7 separate regions of the Homo sapiens genome follow, and all the other regions are linked to region 7. The links are chromatin loops, found by intact Hi-C in ENCODE. Cell type or tissue: IMR-90. All regions are shown on one strand. Region 1 has its middle 440 kb from the start of MIR5702. Region 2 has its middle 230 kb from the start of MIR5702. Region 3 overlaps IRS1 (insulin receptor substrate 1). Region 4 overlaps NYAP2 (neuronal tyrosine-phosphorylated phosphoinositide-3-kinase adaptor 2). Region 5 has its middle 8.0 kb from the start of MIR5702. Region 6 has its middle 470 kb from the start of MIR5702. Region 7 has its middle 180 kb from the start of MIR5702.

Region 1 (4,000 bases), 270 kb after region 7:
CTTTGAATAAACAGTGTGTTTCTCTTATGTTCCAGACAAGAAAAAAAAATTCAGATATACATCTCAGTTGTGTCAAAGCTCTTATTGAAAATTCTGGAGATAACAATTTTGGAAACATTCTAGCAAGCCAGAGATGGTATATTAAAAATAACTGAGCTTTTACTGCAAATGAAGCACATACGAAATATCAAAATGCTTCTTTGTTATTTTATTTTAGTGAATATTAGGAAAATATTCTATCTACACTCTACATTTTGTTGTAACTGCTTTATCTTATAACAGAATGATAAAAATAAATGCAAGACTTTTTTAGAGAAAATTATCTATCACCCACTCATAACTGGGTGATAGGTGATTTATTTTAGTTCGTACTGTTGATTGGCTGTTTATGATAATTGCTTTTTGATTGGTTTGTGCAAATTGGAACTCGAAATTCCAAGGTGAGATTTATAACACTAGGAAGATTTTTATTAAGCCCTGAACAAAAAAAAATATGTTTATAATGTGAATTTTAATTGCATTCCACTGGAAAAAAACAAGTTCATATTTCACAATTAAATGAAAATCACTTAGGATTAAGAAATTCCTATTGCTGAAATATTCTAAGTTCCTTAAAAAGGTAAGCATTACTGGCTTGTTCTAGCACTACTGACTCTAATAATCAAAATCACATATAAATTCCAAAATAATAATACTGATAGCTTACATTTATTGATCACTTAGGATGTGCCAACTTCTGTGCCAAGCACAGGTCTGCTAGTTATTTAATACTCACCACAGCCATATGAGACAAGTATCATTATTTTCACTTTACAAATGAGCTGCTGTGGCACAGAGATGTTGAGTAATTTGTCCAAAGTCACACAGCTGGTAAAGAGTAGAGTTTGGATTTTCCGGGTCTGTCTGGTTCCTTAGCTTACTAGATTAACTAAGCTGGATGTCATTATATAGAAATTACTTTCTTTCACATTGTCAACTGACATTTGCATTAAAGAAAGATAAATATTCTTACTATAATTCTTGTTTGAATTCAGAACATGAAGGAGAAAATGGAGAGGAGAGTGGAGCCTGTCTCTTGGTGAAAATTATAAATGCCATCTCAATGGGACATGCCCTTTGATAGTTACTCTATTCTGCATCATGGCCTCCCACTCGGCTCTAAGAACTTTTAAGCTTGAAGAACAGCACATCCTAACCATAGTGAGCATTTAAGAAAACTCCCTAAAGTATGCATTATAAGGGGAAAATCCCAAGTGAATCTAAATAAAATAAAATGGGAAAGAATAAAATGAAACACACACACACACATACACACAGACACACACACACACACACACACACACACACACACACACAGAAGTTCAGCTCTATTCTTCCATTCTGCTCAACTCACTTTTTTCCCACCATCCCCCACTTTTTTCCCACTATCACCATTTGGGACACTTTCAACTTTCTCATGGTTTGAGCACAGATTTAGCTTTTTTGAGAAAACCATATTTGTCTTAGGCTAGAATATCTTTCATAAACATCCCCTGCCTATTTATTGAGGAGAGCTTCTGTTCCTTCTCACATTTTCTCCCTCCAAATTCTCTATTGTGATAGCAACCATAGCCTCCAAACTTTAATAATTAACATTTAGTAATAGGAATGTAGGCAAATTTATTCTCTGTTTCTCTTATCCCAAAGTGAAATTGCTTTTTCTTTAAGATCTCGAGGGAACACTAGGTAATGTGGCTGTCTTTTCTGCATCTCATTCCTGAAAAATTCCAGTGATGGAGATTAATCAGTTAGTATTGCGTTGAGAATAGATTCTTTTCCTTAAAAGCTCTTGACTGACTAATGCCACAAAAATGACATTTTAGCCAGAGATCCCGAAATGAATTGAGTCCTTCTTTCTCACTATTCTTAAGCCAATCACAGATGTCTGTAGTATTTATCCATTTAAAATGACAGGCCAGACAAATGCCAGATTGATCAAATAAAGATGAAAATAGAAAATGGGGCTGTAAGAGAGACTGGGAATTAAGATGAATGCTACAGAAATATGCTGTGGTTTCAGATGAAACATCAAATTTGTTCGTGGTATAACCCCAAGTATCAATTTATGAATAATATGTTATTTGGGTAATACTTACGTTTGAAAATATTTGGAATTCTTAATTTGATTTTTTATAGCTTGTGATATTTTTTATTTTCAGTTTTATTATGAATTTCTTTCTCACAATCTTTCAGCTGGACTGGTAATCAACTTTCCCCAAAACTAGTCCTAACTAGCCTTTGAAAACTATTCTCACAGTTCCCATCTAAGCCTGTTAAAATTAAGCCTCTTATAATGTCCTCCCTCTTCTTACCCCCGATGCTAGCTTGAATCTACTGTTTCTTTACAAGAAATCCTTTCCACGTTCCACATTCTGTACTTGTTAATAATTTCTGCTACTCTACTAGTGGGAAGAATATTTGCCCCCACTTTATTGGGGAGAAAAGATAGATGAAATATTGTACCTTTTGGGGCTGAAACATTTTGATTATATAATTTCAATACATTGTTTTTTGTTATGTTTTTCAATCTTCTCAAGAGTGGCAAAATTGTCAAAATGTTAGAAAAATGTAATTGTCTCTTCAAGAAAATACAAAGAACTGATATGAAATATTTGGCCATTTTCTGTATTAAATAAAGCAACAAATATATATTAGCTTTCTCATCCTAATCATGAGTAGAAGATTTGTTTCTGGGATACTCAGAAATGTTAACCAATTCTACCCAGGAGATAGAAAAAAAATTCCTATCGATTTTTTGAGGTTTAGCTGGAGCTATAGTTATCATTTTGTTCTTGAGACACCTATATCTTTATCACACTTGAGAAAACTAAAGAAAACAGACAATATAGATCTAAACTCTTGAAAATAGGCAGGTAAAGTCATTAACATGTGATGGGTTTTGAAAGATTCTAGAAGGTTCTGATTCCTGCCCCTCTCCCAAACTCTCTCTACTCCTGCCTCTTCAGAAACATGTCTACATGTCGGGTTGACCCTCTGTTTTCTTCACTTAAGTTACCCTTTTTTAATGTATGGTTTCAAGTCCTGTTAAAATGCAAGAGCATCCTTTTTCTTGTTTTGCAAAAACAAAAAACACAACAATGAGTGTATTTACTTTGCAGAGATAGCACCATTGTTACTGCAGAGTGTGACCATGATTAATAGCAACTTCAGGTGTTGCTTGCCTAGGAGGTAGCCTCATTAAATTGGACTGCATCCTCATCTTCTGAATGAAGAATCTGGGTGGTTTTGATAAGACAGTAAAAGGTTCAGGGAGAGAACTTAACCACTTGAAGTGCAGGTGCAGGTGATGGTGCCACAGAAGAGGTTCAAGGACACAGAAGGAGACAGACACTGAGTAGAGACAAACTTACTTGCTTTACAATTTTGCTGAAAGCAGCTTTGGCAGAAGCCTGCACTTATTGTCACCCAACTTGTTTATAGTTGCCAGCCCACATTTTAACCTCACCTCAACCTTCAAAATGCAGCTAAAAGACATGATTAGAAATGAGAACACCTACTACTCAATAAAAAACTATTAGGTCCCAAGAATCCACAGTGACAAAATGCAATTTCAGATAGATACAATTGTAAATTTCCTTATTTAAAATCTTGTCTCTCATTTAAACTCTCTTCATTTCATCTTTTGTAGGCAGGGCTTTTCTGCAGTAGAATCTGAATATGAACAGTCAATATGCCTATTAAAAATATATTTCTAAGATAAGGAGGAGTTGTTATTTATTCTTTACCCACACCATTAGCATATTATTAGCAGGATATTTTAAGATTACATAAAGTGTCTTTATGTCACTGAATCATATAACACATTATTATATATATATATAATATACACATATATAAACACGTATGTACACATATACAATATACACAAATACACAGAAATGTGAAACAACCTTTTACTTTTGTATTAGCCTTAATAACTAGTAATACATGACCTCCTATG
Region 2 (4,000 bases), 51 kb after region 7:
ATTGCTTCAAATTCTTGCAACATACTGTAAGGGAGCTCCATGGTTGTCATTTGAACTTAGTGACTTCTGGAATAATTGAAGCTGTTGACTGTCATTAAGCCCCCTCCTAACACCTCATCCCATATTACCTACCAGGACCTGTGCTTACCTATGGGACAATGAGGGTAAGTCCCTTCCCTCCAGCTGCACCCAGTCTGGTGAAGAGAGACAGACAATTACATACAGCACGTGATAAAGCATAGCGATATTATGGGAATACCCAGGAGAGGCAAATCATGTCAATAGAGTTTCAATGAAGGTTGAGGACTAGAGCCCAGGCTTTCTGATTCACAGCCTGTTGCTGGGTTGCATTCCTTTCTCATCTATTCTAATGATTGGTCATTTTGCTCTTGATTAAAATGCTTGAAAAAAGAAGTGAATAAGGGGAGGGACATGTGAAGAAAATAGGTAAGCCATTAGCCAAAAGGTAGCCAACAGCAAAAACAGAACAAAACTAGTCTCTGGATTTTTATTATAAAAATTAATAGTCATAATGCTAACACAATCTAGAAAAGGGTAAATTAAGTTTAAAATTCCATGTTTAATAAAACAAAGATGTAGGTAATATGGCTTAGACATATTTAATCTAAAATGATTAAAATTGAAATATACACGTTTTTTAAAAAAGCATTGCACATCTATTTAATGAAATACATATAAGAGGGGAAGCCTCAGTTACCTGGAAAGTAATGTGATATAAAGCACATGATTTTCTAATAATAACAGATAAACAGGGTATAGAAATGCAGTTTCTTGGGTGGACTATATTAGCAACGGAGAAAATATGCTTAGAGTGTCTGACATACCACATTGCATTTGTAATTGTTCTTCAGCTATTACTTAACAATGTCTATAATAATTATACCACTTCCAGACTATCTTTGTACTTGACTCAGGTATAGCCAAATGCTTGAGGTTTGCTTTAGAAACACTAAAAATATCATATCCAAGGGCCAGACATTTGTAGGGCAGCCGTTAAAGGAGACATATAGCAGTTTTGTTCAGAGGCAAATCAATCATTCACTGACAAGGGCATTGTTGTTTAGTTGGAAAATTATTTGAAGGACAAATACAACCTAAGATGAAAGAAATAAAATAGAAATATAATTGACTAACACTGAAAATCCCAGAGTGTTAGGTATATTTAAAGTTCCAGGGCATGAGGCAAACTCCATGGAGATGGTTAATAATTAATATGGGAACTTGAAATTCTGTTTTACCAAGGAACAGAGCCATCCCTGGGGAAACACACACACACACACACACACACACACACACACACACACACAGAGATATGCATGCAGACGCACACATACACACATGCTCCAGATCCCTTTTGGTCCAATGAACTCTCTAAGGGAAGAGTGGGGTTCAGGCATCAATATTTTTAATTAGTATTTTTAAAAAGCCATGCGTGATGATGTTGCTGTTATGTAGCCAGGATTGGAAACCATTGCTCTAATCGAACCAGGCGTGTGTGTGTGTGTGTGTGTGTGTGTTTGTTCATATGTAGGGCAAGTATTATGGCCTGAATGTTTGTGTCCCCCACCAAATTTATATGTTAAATCCAAACCCCCCAATGTGATAATATTTAGAGATAAGGCCTTTAGAAGGTAATTTAATGGAGGGTGGAGCCCTCATAAATGGGATTAGCACCCTTATAAAAGAGACTCTCTTGCCTACTCTCCTCCAAGTGAGAGTACAATGACAAGCTGACCATTTGCAACTTCAAAGAGGGCTCTCACTGGAACCACCAAGCTAGCATCCTGATCTTGGACTTCTAGCCTCCAGAACTATGAGAAATACATTTCTGTTGTTTGTAAGCCACTCAGACTATGCTACTTTGTCATAGCAGCCCAGACTGACTCACATAGGAAAGGAGTAGTTAGGAAAGTTTTTTCTGGCTCTGTCACCTAGGAGGGAGTGCAGTGGTGCAATCACGGCTCCCTGCAGCCTCGACCTCCCAGGCGAGGCTCAAGCAATCTTCCCACCTCAGCCTCCCAAGTAGCTGGGACTACAAATGTGTGCCACCATGCCCAGCTAATTTTTTTTTTTTGTATTTTTTGTAGAGACTAGGCTTCACCATGTTGCCTAGTCTGGTCCCAAACTCCTGGACTCAAGCGATCAGCCTGCCTTGGCCCCCCGAAGTGCTGAGATTACCATAGAGAAGGGAAGGTAAGCCTGCTGGAAAGAACTGCCTTAGTCAGACGCTGTAGCTGAAGATGCCTCTTGCGGCTGTGGTATCCTGAGCAGGATATTCAGGGTCTAGAGTTTCATTTGCCATTCCTCCAGAGGGTTAGTCATCCTCTGCTTGTGGCTATAGCTCTTCCTCTTGGCCCTCACTACTCAAAGTGTGATCCTTTGGAATAGCAGCATCAGAATCACTTAGGAGTTTTATTGAAATGAAGAATATAAGACCCTATCCCATGGATTGATAGATAAGTAGAAGTCTGAAACTGCATTTTAACAAGGTTCCCCTGTAATTTTATACATATTAATGATTGAGGAACTTTTCTCTACAGCAATGTTTTTCAAACTTTTAACCAACACCCTCCTACATGGCAAGAAACACATTTTACATTGTGTCCTAGGAGACACACACACACACACACACACAACTGAAACAAACTTTTCAGGAGGCAAAATATATGTGATGTATTCTCTATTCTATCTTTAAGAAAAGAATACCAGCCAAGACTCACTACATCAATTTCATAATTCTCTAATAGTTCATAATATGTGGTTTAAGCACCTAAAGAACCAAAGTGACATGACAGTAAAATGGAATACTGGAAATATTTTCCCAGTTTGCAGGAAAATTAAATTAAATGGAAAACCATTTGTCTGTCTAAAGATATTTTTTCCTACAGATTTTTTTAAAGGTCTGGCTTTTGCCACTGCTCGATTGCTAGCAACTGAGTGCCAGTAAGCATAATCAAAAGTAAAAGAAAAGGAGACAAATATTCATGGAAAAAGAATTGGAAAGAGTCAATCATGCTCAGCTTAAAAGTTAAAAAAATAAGTGACATGCTCTTGGTTAAAATTACATGTGTCAAAAAATCAATGTTTTTTGAGACGAAATATTTCTGGATATGAGAAAAGTTTGGTCATGTGATATCAACAAATGCATTAAATGTGTTAACATTTAATATTACCTGATCAAGGTTGAATATCATGGCTCTAGAAAAGTATTTCTTGAATTATTTTTTGTGACCATAGTGCAGACTGAGAAGGCAGAAGACTTCACAGACCACTTATCCTATGCATTCCTGCTCTACAGAGGGAAAAGAATAGAATAATAAGAGGGAACGTGTCACTGTATAAGCAGATTTTTGTGGTTTGCCTTAGCAAAGTGGTAGAGATGACTCCTATTCGAATCACAATGTATACATGCCTTAAAGGCTAGTGATTGCAAAATTACGGTCTTCAAATGCCATTGATGGAAACATATATCACTACACACTTGGGTTAACCAAACAATCCACAACAAAGTCCAATGTAAATGAAGAAGTTAAGCCAAAAGTAATTCCTAAGTAGAAGACATTTGGAAACCACGACCAAGTTAAGACCACACTGATAATCACGTGTGCTTCCTGAAAACAACAGGAATTCCACAAGTTGTGCTCAATTAGAATTGTGCAACCTCACCAGCATTACATGGTAATGTAGGACCCTGAATCAGAGTTCTTAGCAATCTCTGAGATTGCATACAACATTAAATAACATTAAGTAACAATCATTCATTTAGAAGGTGGCCAATGTGTAACCTTTGAATGCATTGAAAAATGATAGTAGGAAGAACCAAAGAATGCACATTATCAGGAGGCCCCACATGGACTATAATCCATACTCTAAGAATCACTTCTATAGAATCATTAATTATCAAGGCCCCAACTGAGCTATCTAGTGATGACTCTGAAATTCCACAGCTTTTTTAAGGCAATAGTTTTTTAGTTCTTTT
Region 3 (4,000 bases), 310 kb before region 7:
TATCATGTGTTCATAGTCTTCTTAATTCTGTTTCCAATATTTGATCCATATAATTCTCTATTTTATAGAACAAGAAAAAGGTATATGAACACTCAAATGAAGATTTTGGGTGATATGTTACAAAAAGCATTTATTTGATCAGTATTTACTTCAACATTTATTTTCATCATTCACTAGAAGAAAGATTTAATTGTGTATATCAACATCAGTAGTACAAATCTTGTTATATCAAATGATGTTTTTGGGAGTCAGAATCCCTCAACACTTTAAGCATTTGTATTATAAAGTGCCTCATTGGTAAAATAATGAGAATTTGAAGAAAACCAGCCCAGCAGAACTAAAATTTTGGTTTTAAAGGAGATAAAGAGAATAAGTTTTTCTTACTTGTCATCTTAATTTGTTTAGGTTTCTTTTTATAGAGTAGAATAAATGATGTTTGCTCTGAAGAGAATTGATGACCAACTAGAATTTTCATTTTTAAAAAGGGCTTTAAAATAAAATTCTCCTATGTGTTGGATGCATTAAAAAAACAAAAACTCTACAAAATTCTATCCTTAACCTTCTTTGGGAAAATAAAATATTCTGGAATAATCATATAATCCTATTTCTAATAATTCTGGAGTAACAATCGACCATGCTTTGCACAGTGCCAGGAAAATTCTACAATGCGTATTTGAGATGTTTGTGTTGGTGTTTAAAGTGAGGCACCAAATGCTACCTGGCACATTTACATCCTCAATTCTGCTTGCTTGCCTGTGCCCTGTTGAGTCCAAAGATGTTATTCTATAGCTATCTGAAACAGACAGAAGTCAGACCTGTGAGTGGCAAACAGCTTCTGCTCCGAATGTGTGTGCAAACATTATTTTCCTCACTTCCTCAGCAATTGCTGTCTTTGCTTCTTTTCCTCATTTCTCAGGTAAAACCTGAGACTCGGTGAAAGGAATAGAGGTATGATGAGGCGTGGGCTCTGTTGAAACATCTCGGCTTGTTTAAAATTTTTCATTGTCTGTTAAGAGGAGAACACTTGTGAAGCACTGAGCTCAGGAGCTCTACTTGTTGGAAGCCTGTCTGCTTTACCTGTAGTCCAGTGACCTTTTCTGCCTGCCCTTTCTCTTGCATAGCCTCTTAGTTCTGGCTTGCTCGTTTTCTAGTACTATCCCCTGCCATCCCTTTGTTTCCACCTCTTATTTCATGTTCCTGACATTATCCTTTTTTTCTTTTGCTCCTTTTCAGAATTTCGCAGTACTTGTGGCCCACTCTCTGCAGAGAGTAAATTGAGAGCCCAAGAAGCAGGGCAAAAAGAGCCTCTCAGACTCGGTCATAGCAGCCCTGCCACCTTTACCTGGCATCAAATTTATCTTTTAGTTTTGAAACTGCAGCTGACAAAGACACAGACCCCAGCCATGCCTTTTGGGTTCAGTTTTTTTGTTTTTGTCATTCTTTGTTATGCCCTCCCCCTTTAAAAGAAAAAAGAAAAAGAAAAAAAACAGAAAAAGACTCTTTCCATTTCTTTTTCATTCAGTTTCCTTTTTTGTGATGTCAAGGATTCCGTACCTCCAAGGTTGCCTCCCCTCCCTCCCCTTTCCCCAGCCCTGTGGCCTTTTTGGCTGGCGCAAACCCTCTCGGCCCTGGCACTTTCCCTTTTCCGGGTCACCTCCGCTTCCTGCATTCCTTCTCCTCCCTCTTCCGAGCCCCCTTTCGCCCGGGGTGGGGGAATCTGCAGCCAGACCGCCCTCGGGTCTCCCGCCCCCGCCCGTCTCGGGTCATCCAGGGCGGTGGGGCCCCTTCCCGGGCCGCGTGGTCGGCGCTGGCGGGCGAGGCCCCGCCCTCGGGCACAGCCGCGCGGCTCTGGGTCCCGGGCGGGCGGGGCGGTTGGGCGCTGATTGGCCCCCACCACAGCCAATCAGCATGTGAAACGGCTGAGCCGCGGCGGGCGCGGGGCGGGGCTCTCCGCGGGTCCCCTGGCGGTGGTGGCGGGCGGGCGTCCCTGGGCCGCTTTCTGCCACCCTGCCTGGCACCTCTTTCCCGCGGGTGCCCGCAGGCCGAGCCGCAGGCCCCCTCTGCACCGCGCCCGCCGACTGAGGACGTTGTGCCCTCAGCTGTATTCTTGCATTTGGATCAGAATCCTAAGAATGAAAAAGTCCAACCAGCCCACGGACGGGGGCCGGAAACACACACTTGCTCTTATTTTTAATTGAGAAAAATCCAGGCCGTAACCATGTGACGAGCCCCATTTTGTTTCCCTTCTCTCTTTACTACGGTTTACTACGAGGCCACGTTCCTTCGTCTTCCGGTCTCGAGATCCGCGAGCAGGAGGGAGTCCCGCACGTGGCTGCGGGCCTGCGGGCCAGGTGGGGTTGGCCCGCGATTCCTGCCCGCCCCCCTCAACCAAGGGAGGGAGAGAGACCTGCGAGTGCTGCGGATGCCATCGTTTTGGGTCATGGGGGGAGGGGGAATTCCTTTGGCTTGAAAGTGCCCTAGGCTCCATACACTTTACTGCAAAGCACCAGAGCTAGGTAAGAGCTGGGAAAACGCATCCTCCTGGGCTGTGAGGGAGCTCACAGCGAAATGAAAGACGGGACTGCAGCTTGCAGATCCTGAGAACCCGGTGTGACAAGGGTTTGGGTAGTGTGTTCCTTAAAGGCTTGGAGGAAATGCTGTGGCGTTCTCAGACACAGATTCATTTTTCCATCATTGACAGTCCCAGTGACAGCCCGTCAATTTAGGCTGGGCACATCGATTTTGAAAGCTTGCTAGATTTGTGTTGTGTACCCTCCAGTAACCAAAATTATGTGAGATATATTACTACATGGGATGGAAAATGTGTTCAGATTTGGCCTTTCTAAAATAAGGAAAATAAGAAAGAAAAGTGCTATGGGAGTATTTTCTCCTCCTCCTCCTTCCCTCTCAAATAAGCATTTCTCACCAGCCAACATCCCTCTTGCATCACTGAATCATAAGATCCCAGGGCAGCGCTTTTTCTGAGGGGCCAAGTGAAACATCACAGGTGGAAACGTACCAAGCAGGTGCAAATGTTATGACCCAAAACTGCTACTGAGCAGTGGGAGAGAGTTTCTCTGTTGTTCCAGAAAAGTTTGAGCAGCTAATAATTTGCTTAATGTTTGCAATTGTTTAGGTATCTTTTTATAGTAAAAATAAATCCATAAAATGTTGCATATATTGTAGTCATTTCTCTGAGTTCCCCCTCAATAAATACTATCTCCAGCATTGCCCTACAGGAAGAGACTTGGGATCCAAAGGGCATGCCACCTTTTTTTTTTTTTTAAATCACAATTCCAGGAAAATAGCTTTGTGCTATCTTAAATGATGCAATGGAAAAAGCAGTTCTTGGGAGCCAGAGATCTTGGGCTCCAACACAGCCTGTGCCCTTCACTAGCAGAGTGACCTTGGGCAAGTCACTTAATTTCTCTGGACCTATTTCTTCATCAGTAACTTGAGGATTTTGTTCTAAATTATTCTAACCTCCTTTGCAGCTCTAAACATAGGAATGTTGTGGAGAAAATGACTGATACTCTTTAATGGGTCAGTTGCAATGAGGATTCTTTCCGAAGAAGCTGTTGACAGGGTCATGATAAAGCATGAGAATAGCCTGTTCTGTCCATTTCTAGCCTTTGGATCAGACATTCTTTATGGACAGACTGGGGCCTGGAAGGAAAACATTGTTTGATTCAGGCCTGACATTAACTTTTCTTGCTTCAAGGGGGCATTTTCGAGTTTTAACAAACCCTAAGACAAACCCTCCTGATCGACCAGCCTAAGTTTTTGGAACCATCTCTAGACTGAATTATGCTCCTCTTCCTTCCGCCTTTTTAAAAATAAAATGTGTGTGGGAATGCAAGGCACCTGCTAGTTCCTACATCCTAAGGTCAGCTCTCAGAAACATCCCACCCCTCCCCACACTATAGAGTAAGCTTTAACCAGTGCACACTGTGGAAATTAACACATGCATCCTGTTGGAAATCACCTCTTTTTCAGGGGT
Region 4 (4,000 bases), 810 kb after region 7:
CTCTTTTTTTTTTTTCCCCAGTCTCAGGTATGTTTTTATTAACAGTGTGAGAACAGACTAAAACATTATATCTGTTTATGGTGATCTGTGATTGCCTTTGATGTCACTATTGTAATTGCTTGGGGGCACCACGAACCATGCCCATATAAGATGGCAAACTTAATCAATTAGTGCTTTACGTGTTCTCACTGCTCCACCAACCAAATATCCCCCATCTCTTCCTCTCCTCAGGCCTCCCTCTTCCCTGAGACATGACAATGTTGAAATTAGGCCAATTAATAACCCTACAGTGGCCTCTAAGTGCTCAAGTGAAAGGAAAAGCTGCACATTACTCGCTTTGAATCAAAAGGTAGATATGATTAAGCTTAGTGAAGAAGGCAAGTCAAAAGTCAATATAGGCCAAATGCCACGTTTCTTGTTGCCAATAGTTACCCAAGTTGTGAATGCAAAGGAAAAGTTCTTAAAGGAAATTACAAGTGTTACTGCACTTAATATTTGAATGATTAAAAAGTGAAACAGCCTTCTTGCTGATATGGAGAAAGTTTTAGTGGTGTGGGTAGAAGATTAAACCAGCCACACATTCTCTTAAGCCAAAAATTAATTCAGAGCAATGCTTTAGCTCTTCAGTTATACGAAGGCTGAAGTAGGTGACTGACCTATGGAAGAAAAGTTTGCAGCCAGCAGAAATTGGTTGATTAGGTTTAAAGAAAGTAGCCATTTTCATAACATAAAAGTGTAAGGTGAAGCAGTAAGTTATCCAGAACATCTAGCTAAAATAACTGATGAAGGTGGCTATACTAAAAAGACTTTTGATGTAGAAGAAACAGCCTTCTGTTGGAAGAAGATGCCATCTAGAGCTTTCCTAGCTAGAGAGAAGTCAATACCTGGTTTCAAAGGACACGTTGACTCTCTTGTTAGGAGTTAATGCAGCCAGTGACTTTAAGTTGAAGCCAATGCTCATTTACTATTTCAAAATATTAAGGCCCTCAAGAATTATGCTAAACCTACTCTGCCTGTGCTCTAGAAATGAAAAAAAAAAGTGTGGATGCCAGTACATCTGTTTACAGCATTATTTATTAAATATTTAAAGCCCATGTTGAGACCTACTGCACAGAAAAAAAAAGAATTCCTTTCAAAATATTACTGTTCATTGACAATGCACCTGGTCACTCAATAGCTCTCATGGAGATGTACAAGGAGATTAATGTTTTTATGCCTGCTAAGATAACATTCATTCTAAATCCATGAATCAAGGAGTAATTTTGACTTTGAAATCTTATTATTTAAGAAATCTATTTCATAAGGCTATAGCTGCCACAGATAGTGATTCATTTGATAAATTTGGTAAAAAAAAGTAACTTAAAAACTTCTGGAAAGGATTCACCACTCTAGATATCATTAAGAACACTTGTCATTCATGGGAAGAGTTTGAAATATCAACATGAACAGGAATTTGGAAGAAGTTGATCTCAACCTTTTGGATGACTTTGAGGCACTGAAGGCCTCAGTGGACTGCAGATGTGGTAAAGTGGAAATTATAACAAGAAAACTAGAATTAGAAAGGGAGCTTGAAGAAGTAACTGAATTGCAGCAATCTCATGATAAAACTTGAACACATGATGAGTTGCTCTTTAGGGATGAACAAAGAAAGTGGTTTCTTGAGATGAAATGCACCCCTGGTAAAGGTGCTATGAACATTGTGGAAATGACAAGAAAGGATTTAGAATATCACATAAGCTTAGTTGATAAAGCAGTGTCAGGGTTTGAGAGAAATGACTTTAATTCTACTGTGGGGAAAATGTTCTCAAACAGCATCATATGGTTTGGCATAGGTAAAGGAGGGAAAAAGAAAAAAAAACAGCATTGCATTCTACAGAGGAATCTTTTGTAAAAGGAAGAGTTAAATTGATGTGGCAAACTTTGCTGTTGTCCTATTTTAAGAAATTGCCACAGCCACCCCAACCTTCAGCAACCACTACCCTGATCAGTCAGCAGCCATCAACACTGAGGAAAGACCTTCTACTGGCAAAAACATAGGACTTGATGCAGGCTCAGATGATCGTTAGCATTTTTAGCAATGAAGTATTTTTTTAATTAAGGTATGTACATTGTTTAGACACAATGTTTACACTTAATAGACTGGATTATAATGTAAAAATAATTTTTCTATGTACTGGAAAACCAAAAAATTATTGAGACTTGCTTTATTGCAATATTCACTATATTGCCATGGTCTGGAATTGAACCCATGATACCTCCAAGGTATGCCTGTAAACAATCCAAAGAAATCTTAGCAATATTGATTTTAATACAGATCCCTGTCATTCCAAAACACATGATAAACAATGAATTACTGCTTGATGCTGCCAAAATGATTGCTGAAAGCCTATGTAGGAATTTTTTTTTTTTTTTTTTTTTTTTTTGGAAAATACTGAAGACGTTTTCCCAGGAAGGACATAAACTAATGCAATAGCACCCCTTTGTGGTGACATAAGGCTATAAAAATCATAACCAAGACCATTAATTTGTAAGGGTCTTTTTTAGAATTTCCTGCAGAATTACATTGAAATGGCCTAAAGACTCATTTAGTAATCCTTTCCTTTCTCTTAGGCAGAACCACACTACTATCATCTCACCAATATGGAAATTTACTGTGGTTTTAAAGGTCTCCAAAGGAAAGATTGCATGACCTCTCCCCGTACAACATTCCAGGGTTCTGCTTTCAGGTCTAATAAAAATAACTTGACACACGAGCATGCACCCATTTCCTCTAGTTAAACCTGCCTCTTTGGTTGAGATGAGAACCAGATGGCTGTTATCCTTTTTATTCCTTGGCATCTATGTACACCAACTGTGAAGGCCAAGGATACAGAACCATAGCAAGATTGTACAAAATGGATTTGGTCAGAGGAAGTAATCATGACCTATCTATAAAACCTTCCAAAGTAGGGCCTGCAAATACCACTTCTGTTTGGAGCAGAAAGTGTTTTAGTGGGCCAGAATGTGCAAAGCACATTTCTTCATTTGAAGAGCTCTTCATCTTCCCCTCATGTAAGGTGAATCGCTGCAACCTGGGTGTACTTCATAACAACCCGACTCTCCTTGGAGGAGGTGTGCTCACACTGCTTTCAAACAACTTGAGTCTTTGGAATGATCGTATCTATTTATTTAACCTTCTTGCCCTTTGCACATCATCTGACTGCTGGACAGAACGGAAATAAAAATTGTTATTTTTCTCTTTTTAAAGTCTAACACAATTACACATTTTCTACTACTGAACTGAATGCTACTTTGAATTTTCTCCATTTCAGCATTTTAAATATTAATAAAATTTTGATTTTTTTGTTATTCACTTTAGCAGTTCCCAGTGGTTTTCAAATTATAGAACAAACTGAGCTCTTCCCAGAACATTCTGGATATTTGTTTTCATAGGGTTGACATTACAATACTGTGTTTCTTTCTTCCTTTTTTTTCTCACTAAATGATTTTTTAAATTGTAATCAAGAAAAATAAGTTGTTGAAAATGTAAGCTGCCAGTTTTATCTCTAGTTAGGGTTTATTTTTGTAACACATAATCAGTTGAAATATATAGAGATTAGCTTTGCCCATTTTTGTCCATACGAATGAGCTTTTAAGGGATGAATTAAACAATGGTGTCTTATTTGTAGTAGGTAGAGACGTGATGTGCAGAAACCTACGTTAAGGCCTTTCATTTTAAAACAATACAGGGTAATAAAAGCCAAATTCACGTGCCATAATGACTTTTGATCTCTTTTGTAAAAAGAAAGAGATAGAGTCATGAAAAATAGTAATAATTAACATCTGCTCTGTATGTTCATGTACCACATGCTTTATGCCTCAGGTAGATAACATACATTGTAAAAGAACAGCCAACTTCATGTTCCTGCCTGAAACCTCACTGTAAATAAAATATGAGTCAGACATTCATTATGTAGTTTTTGGTATTCATACTTGTCCTTAATCATCCTCTATTACGTCT
Region 5 (4,000 bases), 170 kb before region 7:
CTGGATGACATAAGTCCGTGGGCTTTGAATATCTGTTTCAGTAGCTCTTCCATGAACCCTGACTTCTCTCTTTTCCTTGTTCAAGGAAACGCAGGTTCTAACTGGCCAACTGGTCGAGCAGTTAATAACTACTCTCATTTCCTACTGCATTCATAATTTACTGTTGAACTTCCTTGACCTCAATGGCGTCACAGATTTGAAGAATTACAGAGCTGTTTAGTGGAAGTGAAAGAACAATTTCACAGGAGATTCATAGATTTTGATGACTATGAATCATATCTTAAGAATTTGTGGCTACCTTTGAAGCACAAAACCACGGGATGTGTCTGAGTTACTCAGGATCAATGTTATTTCTGTGGTTCAGTTTCCCAAAGATCTGACTGAGCTGAAAATGGACCATGCTCACCAAGACCACTGGTAAAAACTTTGGGTATATTAACCAGAATTATTTTTAAATTTCTGGCCACACTGCCAAAATCTTGCTGAACTTTGGGTTTTCTTGACTTTGTGGAAGTGTTTCTTTCATGGAACTGCTGGGATCAAAACTGCATCTGTCTTAGGGATGCAGATTGTGGCTGGGAAATGAGATGTGTCTTAACTTAAAGAATGTCTGAGCTTCTTCAGAGTAGCTCAGTTTAAAATGTTTTCTTATTGACTGATTGAGATGTGCAAGCGGCTGCCACCTGACTTGTAAAAATGGATTTTCAAGTGTATTTGTTTTTTAGATAGCTTCATACTGAGTGAAGGAATACATAGCCTGGAATTTCCTCTAATTATAAGCCTAATCCAGTTAGTGCACAAATCTGGCAGATATTTTAGTGTAATACAAATTAATGTTTTCGTTTGCTTCACCTGATTTGTTTAGTTGAAACTTAAATGTGTTTTAAATGTGAATTTTTAGTAACTATGTATCAATTGCAACGATCAACAATTTTTTGGAGAAATCTGGTAGCTTTACTCTCCTATAACCTTGCATGTTTTTGAAATATTTTCTACTATGATTGCAAAATGATACTACTCTTCAACTGACAAATCACCTTCATCCTTTATCAAAAACATCTTCCTCTAAGAAGCCTAGTTTCAGTTTGGCAGAAGAGAGAGGCTATACGTTTTTAAGGGGTGACAATATGCTTTTAGCTCAGCCAAGCCTGGTTTATTAGACCTTCAATTAAAATAATGAGTTCAATGGCTATTTAGTTTATTAGTGTTTGTAGTAGTAGTGATGGTAGTAGTGGTAGTAGTACTACTAATTACATTTATTGGGCACTGGGTAAGACTAAGTAAAATTAGCTAGGTCATCTCATTTAATCCTCATAGCAATTCTGTGAGGCAGGCATTATTATTATCCCCATTCTAAGATGAGGAAACTGAGGCACAGTGAAGTCAGATGACTTCTCCAGGTGGTAAATCTAGAAAACAGAACAGTTCAGGCCCAAACAGTGTCATTTGACTCAAAACTCACAGTTGTCCCAAAATACTATACCAGCATACTGTCTCTTACCTAAATAGATTGTCTCGCTGTAATAAAACATGAATGGCTAGTGGCAACTCTTTTTGAGCAGGCAAAATGGATGCTTAAAACTTAATGTCAGTCATTCTAACTCTGGTTTAAGCACCATTGTAGGTGGGGTCCTGGAACAGGTTATGAAGAATGGTTATGAAGAATGATGTCAAGTCTGCCATCTCTACTGGATCATGCTCTGAAAGATCTTTTAGAGTTTAGACCCATTCATGGCAAAATGGAATACCCTAGAAGTAGGGGAGAGAGGCAAAAAGAAAGGGAGAGAGACTGAGAGAAAGGGAAAGGAAAAGAGAGAGAGCATGCTCCATCTTTACCACTATCAAGGAATCATTGACCATCCTACATCTCTCCAGGTCCTTCTCAGTGACCCAGGACATCTCAGTACAACGTAGTATTTCAGTCTCACTGCCTGAAATATTAAAGGTCAAAACACATTTTAAGGTGTTATCTCTTTCCTGTCTCATTCTAATCAATTTTGTACATAGCTGGTTTCATTTGAACTCAATCATTGTGATTTGCCCCTTATGGGCAGCTACAATTAATCAAGTGCATGTTAGTCAACATAGTTTGTGTACACCACATAATGAAAATCCCATGAAATTTAGGCATTTTGAATGTTTTAAGAGCAAGCCTCAGTGAGACTTCCCTTGCAGAACCGACTTCCCAGCTGGAGGGAGATGCATGGCCCATGCCTTTCCCAAACAAATGTGTTTGTGACATTTCCCTGTGTAAACGCTGACTTTGTTGGGGGGAAATCTGTGGTGCCTGGAGAGATGGGAGAAATAGATTTCGGAAATGCTAATCTAGGGGAGCAATCCGCAGTATTGCAGCCTGCTGGGGCTGTGTTCTGCATGCTCCCCACAGCTGCCTCTGAGCGAACTTATTGACAAAGGCGAAGGAAGCTTACAGTGCACCAGGATGACTCACTCCACGTTTACTGGGTGGTTCACACGGCTGCCTGCTTGCCGGAACAGGAAGGCCCTTATTGTGCTCAATTGTTTTCCTGAATGCCTTTCTCAACAACAGCAAAAGGAAACATTACTTTTTGGCTTCCAGCCATCCTGGCCACTTGGTACTTCCAGTGCTTAGAATGCAAAAGTTGGGCTCAGCCAAGACATGCAGAGGCACAAGGCTGCAGTTATTTCTGTCTGTGTTTCAGATTAACCACTGCCTTTTGCAGTAAACAATCCAGGGTGATTTAAGACAACGGGAACTCCCTTTACTAGCAACAGCCCCGACCCGAGTTTGACCGTTTGTTTTATGGACTTGTTTCATGTACAGTAACCCCATGGGGGGCCTTGACACCACCACCCACTGAGTTGCCTGAATAAAATAGAAAAGGCCCTGCCTGTCAGTTACCTCCTTCTTGAATCTGATTGTTCCAGAGATACTGTGAGGGAGGGGAAAGTGCAGCCTGGAGAAAAAGGGAAGGAGGAAACCAGAAAGTTAACAGCAAAGGGAATAGAGTCAGAGTGCTGGGGGCTCCCCAGCCTCTGGATGTAATCACAGGCACAGTAAGGGCTAATGGTGGTGGTTTTACCCTTCCATGCTCTTGCATTTGATGTCTTTCCTGTGCTCAGTGACAAGTCTGAATCTGTCTTCCCCTCTGGACACCTTGGCCTGGTCCTTTACTGGTTCTTCAGCTGCTGCTGCCCTGGAAAGGCTGTTATTTTTTAGCTCAAGGGGCCAAAGTTATGCTGCAGTTTGTGGCCAGAAAATGGGGATGGGAGATGAAGTGGCAAAACAGAGTATCAGCAGAGTAAACAGACAACCTACCAAATGGAGGAAGATATTCACAAACTATGCATCTGACAAAGGCGAAATATGCAGAATCTATAGGGAACTTGAGCAAATCAACAGGTAAAAAACAACCTCATTAAAAATGGGCAAAAGACATGAACAGACACTTCTCAAAAAGGACATACAAGTGGTCAAAAAACATGAAAAATTGCTCAGCATCGGTAATCATCACGTGTCCGGAATTGGTGGGTTCTTGGTCTCACTGATTTCAAGAATGAGGCCGTGGACCCTCGAGGTATTACAGTTCTTAAAGGCGGCGGGCGTGTCCGGAGTTTGTTCCTTCTGATGTTTGGATGTGTTCCTTCTGCTGTTTGGGTGTGTTCGGAGTTTTTTCCTTCTGGTGGGTTCATGGTCTTGCTGGCTTCAGAAGTGAAGCTGTAAACCTTCATGATGAGTGTTACAGCTCCTAAAGGCAGTGTGGACCCAAAGAGTGAGCAGCAACAAGATTTATTGCAAAGAGTGAAAAAACAAAGCCTTCACAGTGTAGAAGGGGACCCAAGCAGGTTGCCACTGCTGGCAGGGGCAGCCTGCTTTTATTCTCTTATCTGGCCCCACCCACATCCTGCTGATTGGTCCATTTTACAGAGAGCCAATTGGTCTGTTTTACAGAGAGCTGATTGGTCCGTTTTGACAGGGTGCTGATAGGTGTGTTTACAATCCCTGAGCTAGACACAAAAG
Region 6 (4,000 bases), 290 kb after region 7:
GGCTCAGAGAGGTTAAGTATCTTACCCAAAGGGCACACAGCTGTTAAGAGGCAAAACTGAAATTAGAGCCCATTCAGTCTGGGTTGAGTCTGTGCTTTTAACTACCATGATAAACGGTCTCTTCTTCAGAAGTTGACCCTGTACTGTGTGAAGAAAAATTTATTTACAGGGATGAAAACTGGGCAGCTGGTTCAAAGGATCCCTTGGAACTACTCCATAGAAGGATAAAGAGTAGAGACAAATAACAAGCTCACTTGTAGTTTTAGACCCTGGTAAACTTTTGGATGCTCCTGCAATTTCATACTTCAAATGAAATAACTGAATATTTCCTGAAGTAAGTAACCAGCTCTATAACTTGGCAGAAATCTCTGACTCCACTTAACTCACGCAGAGGGCCATGACATGCAGCCTAAGTGCCCAGGAATTTTAAATCAAGATGTATCTATGTAGTGAAACTTTGTGTGCGTGTGAGTGTGTGTGTGTGTGTGTGTGTGTGTGTGTGTGGTTGTTTTACCCTTTGCTTCCTGCTTGGAAAAAAAAAGGTAAATATTTAAAGTTATCTACAAATTGTATTTTTTCCCTAGAATGCAAGAGTCACAGAGATAAACGTTAGCTGTCAGAAAAGCTGCAAATCATCTGAGATGAAGGTGGTGCTTTTTTATTACAGTATCTGAGAAGAAAAGCTTTCAGAGTGAAATTCAGTAATCCCTCGCTTCTGATTCCATGTCTACTGAGATGTTCAAATTTGAGTGCGGCCCTTGGTAAAGCACTGATTGCTGAAAGGTAGCTCTGTCCCATGGGAGGATTTGGAATGAGATCTAGTAGAAATTTTCATTCAAGTTGAATAGAAAACAGAAAAGTGAGTGTTCTATGGAAAGCAGAAGTCTGGCAATGATGGATTTGCCCTGTGAATGAAAGTCTAGGAATGTGTGTCCTTCCCACAGTTGGTTTATTAAGAAAGTCCTGCAAGTTAATATCACAGTATGTGTTTGAATACAGGTATAAATTTCTTGAGAGTCCACAAATCAACTATCAGTGGAAATCCTGATACCCACCAAATGATGTTTTTACATCTATGTATTCATCAATCTAATAATTTTCTAAGAGATAGCAGTGTGTCTATTCTATTGAGTAGAATACTATTGTTTTTCTTTTTTTTTTTTTTCTTTTTTCTTTTTTTGAGATGAATTCTCTCTCTGTCACCTAGGCTGGAGTGCAGTGGCACAATCCCGGCTCACTGCAACCTCTGCCTCCTGGGTTCAAGTGATTGTCCTACCTCAGACTCCCAAGTAGCTGGGAATACAGGCATGCATCACCACACCCAGCTAATTTTTGTATTTTTAGCAGAGACAGGGTTTCACCATGTTGGCCAGGCTGGTCTTGAGCTCAGGTGATCCTGACCTCAGGTGATCCGCCCTCCTCCGCCTCCCAAAGTGTTGGGATTACAGGCGTGAGCCACCGTGCCCAGGCTGTTTATCTTTTATTTGTAAATTTAGATATTTCTGAAGACAATATTAATTTACAGGGAAGTCATTATCCTTCTTCCTAGAATATGCCTGCATAAATCTATGGCATGAAATGCACACATTTCCGACAGGATTCTTTTAATAATACTCTCTCATTTTACAATATTCCCTGACACCATAGCATGACTGGATGAATTATTCTCCAGACATAGCCTAATTTCCAATAGTCATATTTCTTAAATATTTTTGAAATTATTTTTAATAGAAATTTGTAAGATTATCAAATTCAGTATTTTATTGATGGACAAAATTTTACCTGAATTGTCTTAAAAGTGCCACTTTTTATTTCTAAAAGCAACAGAAAATGAAAGGCATTCATTTTATAACTCCCTAGTGTGGATCCTTCTCCTGTTAACAAACTCAAATTTTTAGGAAGCTTCAATTCTTCCAATTCCACTTTAATGCCATTTTTTCTCTCATTCTGTTTTCGGAGGCAATGAAGAACAGCTGGTCACCATTCTCTGCAATAATAACCTTCATATAGTTGAAACCCAAATGGTTTTGGACATGGTACTTACAAAAACATCTCCTTGCAAATGATGTAGCCTATTTGGTATTTCCCCTGTAAACAGCTAGATTCCTTATAGCCAACCCTTCCAGCAACTATCAAATTTTAGCTCTGTTTAGTATAATGCAAGCATTTTCTGCTTTGTCTATTCAGGAATGTCTTCCTAGGAGGTTTCACAATAAAATTTATTGTGTTTCATTTATGACGTACAATGTAAGAAGAATGGAATGCTTTTCTGTTAGGATTTGCATTGATAATGAAAGGTTACTATAGTGCTGGTCTGCTTTGACCAAATTTGCCAAATTCTGAAGAGAATGCCAATTAGAAGGCTGTAATGCTTTTCACTGAAACAGACTGAGGCCAATACCTGGTGGTGGGGACCTGTCATTGTTGGCCAGACTCTATTTTTAATTGGGAGAGAAGGCAAATGCTAGATCAAACAGTGTTTACTAAGTGATACCAATAATTCCAAGTCATAGCCACACCCCAAAAAGCTGAGGAAGTGACTAAGTCCTTCTGAGGTCGTCTTTTCTATTAGTAGCAATGTAGCCAAAAGTCTGAAAACGCTCACATTTTGCTCTCTTTAGGAAAAGACAACATTGATTTTAGAGGTTTTTGTTATGGAGGCCAGGGGGATTTTTCCAGTGCAGCACAGAGAAATCTGGGTTTGGATTGGGAAGCCAGACATTTCTTGGCTTACATTTCCTACTTGAATGGGATTCGTTTGCCCCCTCCTCACCTCTCCCCAACCCCCAGGCAGCTAGAAGCCCCACCTCCTTGCTTGGACCATATGGGGAAGCTGGCTCGGTGGCTGTTATTCTACTGACTCCAAGTTCACGCAGCTGTTCATCCCCTGCTTAATGTACTGGTAATTACAGCAATGTGCTCTTCTCTTTCCAATCATGTAACTTTTACTAATGGAAAATGATTTGTTTTTAACAACTTCCATGCATTTCTTTCTCGTTTTAATAAGAAAGGGTGTCTTGTGGCATTGAGCTATTGAATTCTCTATAAAAAACAAAAGTCTCTATATGAGTTTCCAGCTCCATAGGAGGGCTCTGTGGGATTGGCCAAAGGTGGTGGGGAGACTTAAGTGAGTGTAACTAACTTGATATGAATAGGTCAGTTGGGAAACAAAGCAAGCTCATCGCCTTCTGATCATGGAGGTGGTGAAATAACATTTTTTAAAAATGTGAAACCGGGAAGGATCAGAAGTATGAATTGAGTTCTGCTTTCATGATCCAAACTCTATGTACTCTCAGAGAATTTTTAAAACAAATATCTGAAGAGGTTTTCACTTATTTTCATTCAATGTTTCAGAGCATGTAAATGTTCTCCTTTGATGAGAAATGTTGATGATTTGGGTTGGGTGGGGGTTGAAATGATTATAGCAAGTGCGTCTTTTGCTGTAGCCATGCTAAGCTACCAGGCACAGATCAAACAGGCATGTGGTCACATGATCGTTTTATTTGCAGATAAAATACAGACACCTTGGAATTTCCTTCCTTATATCCCCTAAATGGCACTGGAAATCACTCTAAAAGGATAATTTTTAAAGCAAAACTTTTCCAACTCATTAGAGGATTTCAGTTTTAGACTTTTATTTTAAATAAGTGGTTGAGTAGCAGTTGTAACAAAGAATGCCAAGTCACACCCTTGTGTGTGGATGGAAATACTGCTACACAACACACATAGCTAATTTTATCAGAAGGATGATAGCAAAAGGAATGTCTTCTCTACATGAAAACTCAAAAGTCAAGAGCATTGACGAGATGACAAACCATGATTGCGAAGCCTATTTGCCACATCTTGACATTTTAAAGATTCATATAATTCAAGATTTAGCTAAAATTGTAAAATACATATCCTGAGCTCAAAATTCTTTGATGTTAACATGTATCCATATCTTTTAAAGACATTAATTTTATTCCTTGTGCATTTCTTTTCTTCTATTCGTGGTTAATAA
Region 7 (4,000 bases):
TTCTACTAGAAATAATCAATGTGTAAATTAAATGTTATTTTAATAGTCTCTAATTGCTAAATTTCTTCCAGTGCTCCTCTTATATATTTTGTTGGAGAGATAAGCAAGTAAAAAGTTATCTAATCCTGGTTTTACTTAGTGCATAAGAGATTTTACCATATTCCATAATGGAATATAAGGAGTGAAGTGCCAAAAAGTTCAGGTGCCCTGAGAGCTGGCCAGTAGCCACCACATATAATGTATTTGAATTCACACAACAAGGAATCAGTTTCCAAGAAACATGCAAAAGGATGTTCTTGAAATAACTACCTGGAGAATTCAAAGTCTTAGCAACTGATTATAATTCTTGACTCCAAACCTACAGAAGAAAAAATACTGAGGAAAACCATTTCTATGATCCAGAAAGTTAACACCACAAATCAACTTACAAAAACACTTAATGACATACCATGGCCATTCTGCTGTGCTTAGGTTATAATGGGGCAATGACTTATTGGGAAACTTTCATTGGAAAATAGATAGTCGAGGACAGGTCCTCCTCTCTGAAGTCAGAGAGAACTAGTCACCCTCTTCCTGACCTCCATGATCTTACTGCCCACTGATAGGCTATCCTGAGTAGAAGGGAGATAAGATGGCCCTTCTGGACAACTCAAAGGGATCCCTTTTGAAAGTGAAAATGTTTTGAAGTTTTTTCATGCCTGAGCTAAATACAGGCACTGCATCTTCTTATATGTAAACATGGGGCTTTTGATAGGTAGACACCATCTTCTAAATCCAGCAACACCACTGAAGTCTGATGGCCGGTAGAAGAATAATGTAAATTTTTCCAAAATGCTTTGAATCTCTGGTTCAGTCAATATAATTTTATTCTTTAGAGCTACACGGTCCCATAAAGTAGGATTAGCCACATAGGGCTATGCCAACTAAAAGTAATTAAAATTAAACAAAATGAAAAATTCAGTTCTTTAGTCAGAGTGATTCCACATCAAGTGCCTAGTATCCATTACTGTGGAAGGTTCTATTGGTTCTGTACAGTGCTGTCTATAGCCATTTCATTTTATTAACATCTGATGTCTTTGGTTGCTTGCTTGATTGCTAAAAAAGGAAAAGTGGAAGGACGGTGGAGCCTTGCTTGTCCATGTTAGGAAAACGTTTATTTCAGCCTCTACAGGGCTTCTTATCTAAAAGTCTTCTATGCTCACTCTTATTGGGTCCTTTACATGGGTCCATTCCAGCTCCTGCCTTGATCCTGTCTAATCAATCCTTCTCACTGCTTCCAGCGTTAGCATTCTTTTTTTTTTTTTTTTTTTTTTTTTTTTTTTTTTTTTTTTTTTTTTTTTGAGACGGAGTCTGGCTCTGTTGCCCAGGCTGGAGTGCAGAGGCACGATCTCGGCTCACTGCAAGCTCCGCCTCGCGGGTTCACGCCATCCTCCTGCCTCAGCCTCCCGGGTAGCTGGGACTACAGGCACCCGCCACCACGCCTGGCTAATTTTTTGTAATTTTAGTAGAGACGGGGTTTCACCGTGTTAGCCAGGACCAGGGTTAGCATTCTTAACCACAGGGCAATGGAAGTTATTTTTTTCCTAGGAAAACTTCAACTCTTCCCCATTACTCACAGAGTAACTTTTACTTACCTTGATTTGGATTTGATCTGGCCCGAACCAACCCTTTCAGCTCTTTTTCTGTTTCTCTGACTATCCTATGCCCTGGCCACACTCAAATTCAAACACCCTTGGCTGCCTACCCACATAACTTTAGTCTTTTGCTCATGCTGTTCCTTGGAGCTCTAGGAAACGTGTCCATGCATCTTGGTTCAGTTTATGTGCCAGAACCTTTGTGAAAACTTCACAATCTCGCTGAACCAAAGTGTGTCACTACCTTGTCTAAGTGCTCACAGCACTTGCAGTTCTATTACATTTTTTTTCCACTTAAATTTTTACGTGTTTAACTCTCCTACTGGGTGATAAGCTTTTTGATGCACAAGATCTTGCACCTCTGTGTCCTGCATAGCTTTCTACACATAGCTGTTTAACAAGAAATACACAAAGAGAGTTGAATTTAATTTGGGGTGAGGATAGAAAAAATGGTTAACTGGAGTCAGGGAGGGTGTGCTTAGAGAACCATTGCTGGGGGTTGTGTAGGATTATAAAGGATGCAGACTGGAGGAGGACTGAGGTTAAGATGAGAAATCTACCCTTGGCAGTGCTGAAAAACATAACAGAATTGTGCGGCAGCACTGCAGGCTGCCAATGTTTCATAGGTCACAAAACACCACGAGGCATTCCTCCTGATGGAGGTCAACCTCCAGCAGAGTGAGTCACTCTCTCCCTGTGCCCATGAGGCCCTTAATCCATGGCTCTGCAATATTCCAAGGCCTCAGGCTGAGCACTTCCTGGTGTCAGGGCCACCCTCTTGCTCTATCCTGCCTCCTTACCATGCACACTGCCCCATCCATCCTAGGGCCCAGTTTCATGCATCCCATAAGGAAGTTTGCAGTAAATTCTGACTGAATAAATTCAACTGTGAGCTAAGACCTGAGTGAAGGTAACCACAGGCAGAATCTAAAGCATGTAGATTGCCGAGTACAAACAGGAATGCGGAATATGTTGCCGGAGTAATTTTATTTATTTTCAAACAGCGCAGGGTCTTTGGGTCATCTCCACCATTTAACCCAGCGATATCTTGGCATCCCTGGAATGCTGAATGCTGTTTGATCAGTCATCACGTCTCCTTTCCACAAAAGGGCCTGTTTTTACTGAAGATAAAACTCTCTTTCCTCGTCTTCAAAAGGAAGCTCAGTACATTACAAAAAAAAAAAAAAAATTCCCCCTTTGACTTTTTCTCACTCTAAGTTTCCCAGGGGTCGATGTGAAGTGAAGGAGAATGTGGAGAATTGGAGCTGGAAGTGTTAGGAACCTAGAGCTCTTTTCCACGAATGGGAGGGAAGTTCATCAAAGCACATGTGTGGTCAAAGAAGCTTAAAAATAAACCTGATTTCTAACACAGAAAAGAAAAACTCATTAAGCTTTCAATAAGCTGCTTTTTTCAAGGAATAAAAAAATAAAAAAAGAGAAAGAAATGTCTGCCAACAGAGGAAAAGGCAATACACTCTTCCAAAAGGATCTTTTGAGTAAAAGGAACATGTAAATTCCAAGAAAAGTTAGTTAGAAAGAACAGTTTATTCTCACTGGTTCCTTCTCATCACATCAGTATTTATTTCCCCAAATGCCCTTTATTTATTCATTTTAAAGTATTATAGGTGTCTACATGTTGGTCAGGGCATAAGGAACTTTTCTTACCGCAAAGACCCTTTGGGACACCAAGCAGAGACCTCAGCTATCCTTTTAAATTCTCAGGACTCTGAAACCTAATGTCTGCGTAGACTAACAGGAGGACTGCTGGAAGAAGGCAGGAGCCCAAGTAGTTAGCACATAGGCCGCTTACCAAGAAAATCACCAGGGTGTTCCAGCGTGAGCTGGTTTGACATCAATCCATACGATGGGGTTAGCGTGTGCCAGCTTCAGACTGTGTAACTTCTATTTACCGAAACTGTAACACATACTCATTGTGAGCTACAATTATCCACAGTTTAGTATGTTTATGAAACTATTTTGTGGTTATTTATTAAAAATAAAATTTATGTGTGCTTATTGAAGCTATATTTTGGCAGGCAAAAGAGGTTGGCAGAAATGTCTGAGTCAACAGCGGGCACTAGCCACTCTTTATGTCGTCATATAAAAACTTGTCAAATAATATTTAGTTTTTAATCTTCAGTTGCAAACATAAGGTTAGTCATGAAAAATATTCTGTGAGTTGGTCTCCTTGAAACAGGAGACTGGGTGTTTGGATTTAACTAAAGGTGATAATTAAGTTTCTGGCTTGTTTAAGGGTGATCTGTTATCCCTTTTCTCCCACCAACTTCTACTACCTGTTTTTTTATCCATGTTCCTCTTCCTTATGTCTTTAAGAGCTGTTTCATAATGATTTTTCATAATATGAG

Evidence for each region. Hi-C counts contacts between places; a loop is a spot of excess contacts. Peaks named below come from ENCODE experiments on the same cell type or tissue, not always from the same donor. Only the 100,000 strongest peaks of a DNase experiment are listed, where the experiment ranks them.
Region 1: a loop joins it to region 7, with 3 times the contacts of the local background. A loop is called at or near these places in 3 of 110 quality-filtered maps.
Region 2: it touches region 7 in a loop (4-fold over the local background); 6 of 110 quality-filtered maps call a loop at or near these places.
Region 3: a loop joins it to region 7, with 9 times the contacts of the local background. A loop is called at or near these places in 20 of 110 quality-filtered maps.
Region 4: a loop joins it to region 7, with 5 times the contacts of the local background. A loop is called at or near these places in 3 of 110 quality-filtered maps.
Region 5: a loop joins it to region 7, with 2.6 times the contacts of the local background. A loop is called at or near these places in 7 of 110 quality-filtered maps.
Region 6: it touches region 7 in a loop (8-fold over the local background); 2 of 110 quality-filtered maps call a loop at or near these places.

What each region holds. Positions count from the first base shown.
Region 1 is chr2:226,211,803-226,215,802 of GRCh38, reverse strand. No RefSeq gene overlaps it. Among named protein-coding and RNA genes, the nearest start is that of MIR5702, 440 kb to the left of the region's middle. In IMR-90, no CTCF peak of the experiment used is centred here; a DNase peak (open chromatin) is centred at 1,832; H3K27ac peaks cover 679 bases.
Region 2 is chr2:226,426,035-226,430,034 of GRCh38, reverse strand. No RefSeq gene overlaps it. Among named protein-coding and RNA genes, the nearest start is that of MIR5702, 230 kb to the left of the region's middle. In IMR-90, a CTCF peak has its summit at 2,254; DNase peaks (open chromatin) are centred at 1,904, 2,304 and 3,594; H3K4me3 peaks cover 179 bases; H3K27ac peaks cover 2,560 bases.
Region 3 is chr2:226,789,619-226,793,618 of GRCh38, reverse strand. All of the region lies in intron 1 of IRS1 (insulin receptor substrate 1), which reads left to right. Among named protein-coding and RNA genes, the nearest start is that of IRS1, 8.2 kb to the left of the region's middle. RefSeq lists a silencer at 1,531-2,220. In IMR-90, a CTCF peak has its summit at 1,958; DNase peaks (open chromatin) are centred at 1,778 and 2,218; H3K4me3 peaks cover 2,793 bases; H3K27ac peaks cover 3,524 bases.
Region 4 is chr2:225,669,029-225,673,028 of GRCh38, reverse strand. All of the region lies in intron 7 of NYAP2 (neuronal tyrosine-phosphorylated phosphoinositide-3-kinase adaptor 2), which reads right to left. Among named protein-coding and RNA genes, the nearest start is that of NYAP2, 270 kb to the right of the region's middle. In IMR-90, a CTCF peak has its summit at 2,467; a DNase peak (open chromatin) is centred at 2,478.
Region 5 is chr2:226,648,818-226,652,817 of GRCh38, reverse strand. No RefSeq gene overlaps it. Among named protein-coding and RNA genes, the nearest start is that of MIR5702, 8.0 kb to the left of the region's middle. RefSeq lists a silencer at 2,345-2,434 and enhancers at 2,391-2,685, 2,575-2,704, 1,792-2,705, 2,706-3,621. In IMR-90, no CTCF peak of the experiment used is centred here; DNase peaks (open chromatin) are centred at 167 and 2,457; H3K27ac peaks cover 1,572 bases.
Region 6 is chr2:226,184,222-226,188,221 of GRCh38, reverse strand. No RefSeq gene overlaps it. Among named protein-coding and RNA genes, the nearest start is that of MIR5702, 470 kb to the left of the region's middle. In IMR-90, no CTCF peak of the experiment used is centred here; DNase peaks (open chromatin) are centred at 401, 2,131, 2,521 and 2,841; H3K4me3 peaks cover 874 bases; H3K27ac peaks cover 3,280 bases.
Region 7 is chr2:226,476,859-226,480,858 of GRCh38, reverse strand. No RefSeq gene overlaps it. Among named protein-coding and RNA genes, the nearest start is that of MIR5702, 180 kb to the left of the region's middle. RefSeq lists a silencer at 2,452-2,746 and an enhancer at 2,384-2,934. In IMR-90, no CTCF peak of the experiment used is centred here; a DNase peak (open chromatin) is centred at 2,298; H3K27ac peaks cover 3,260 bases.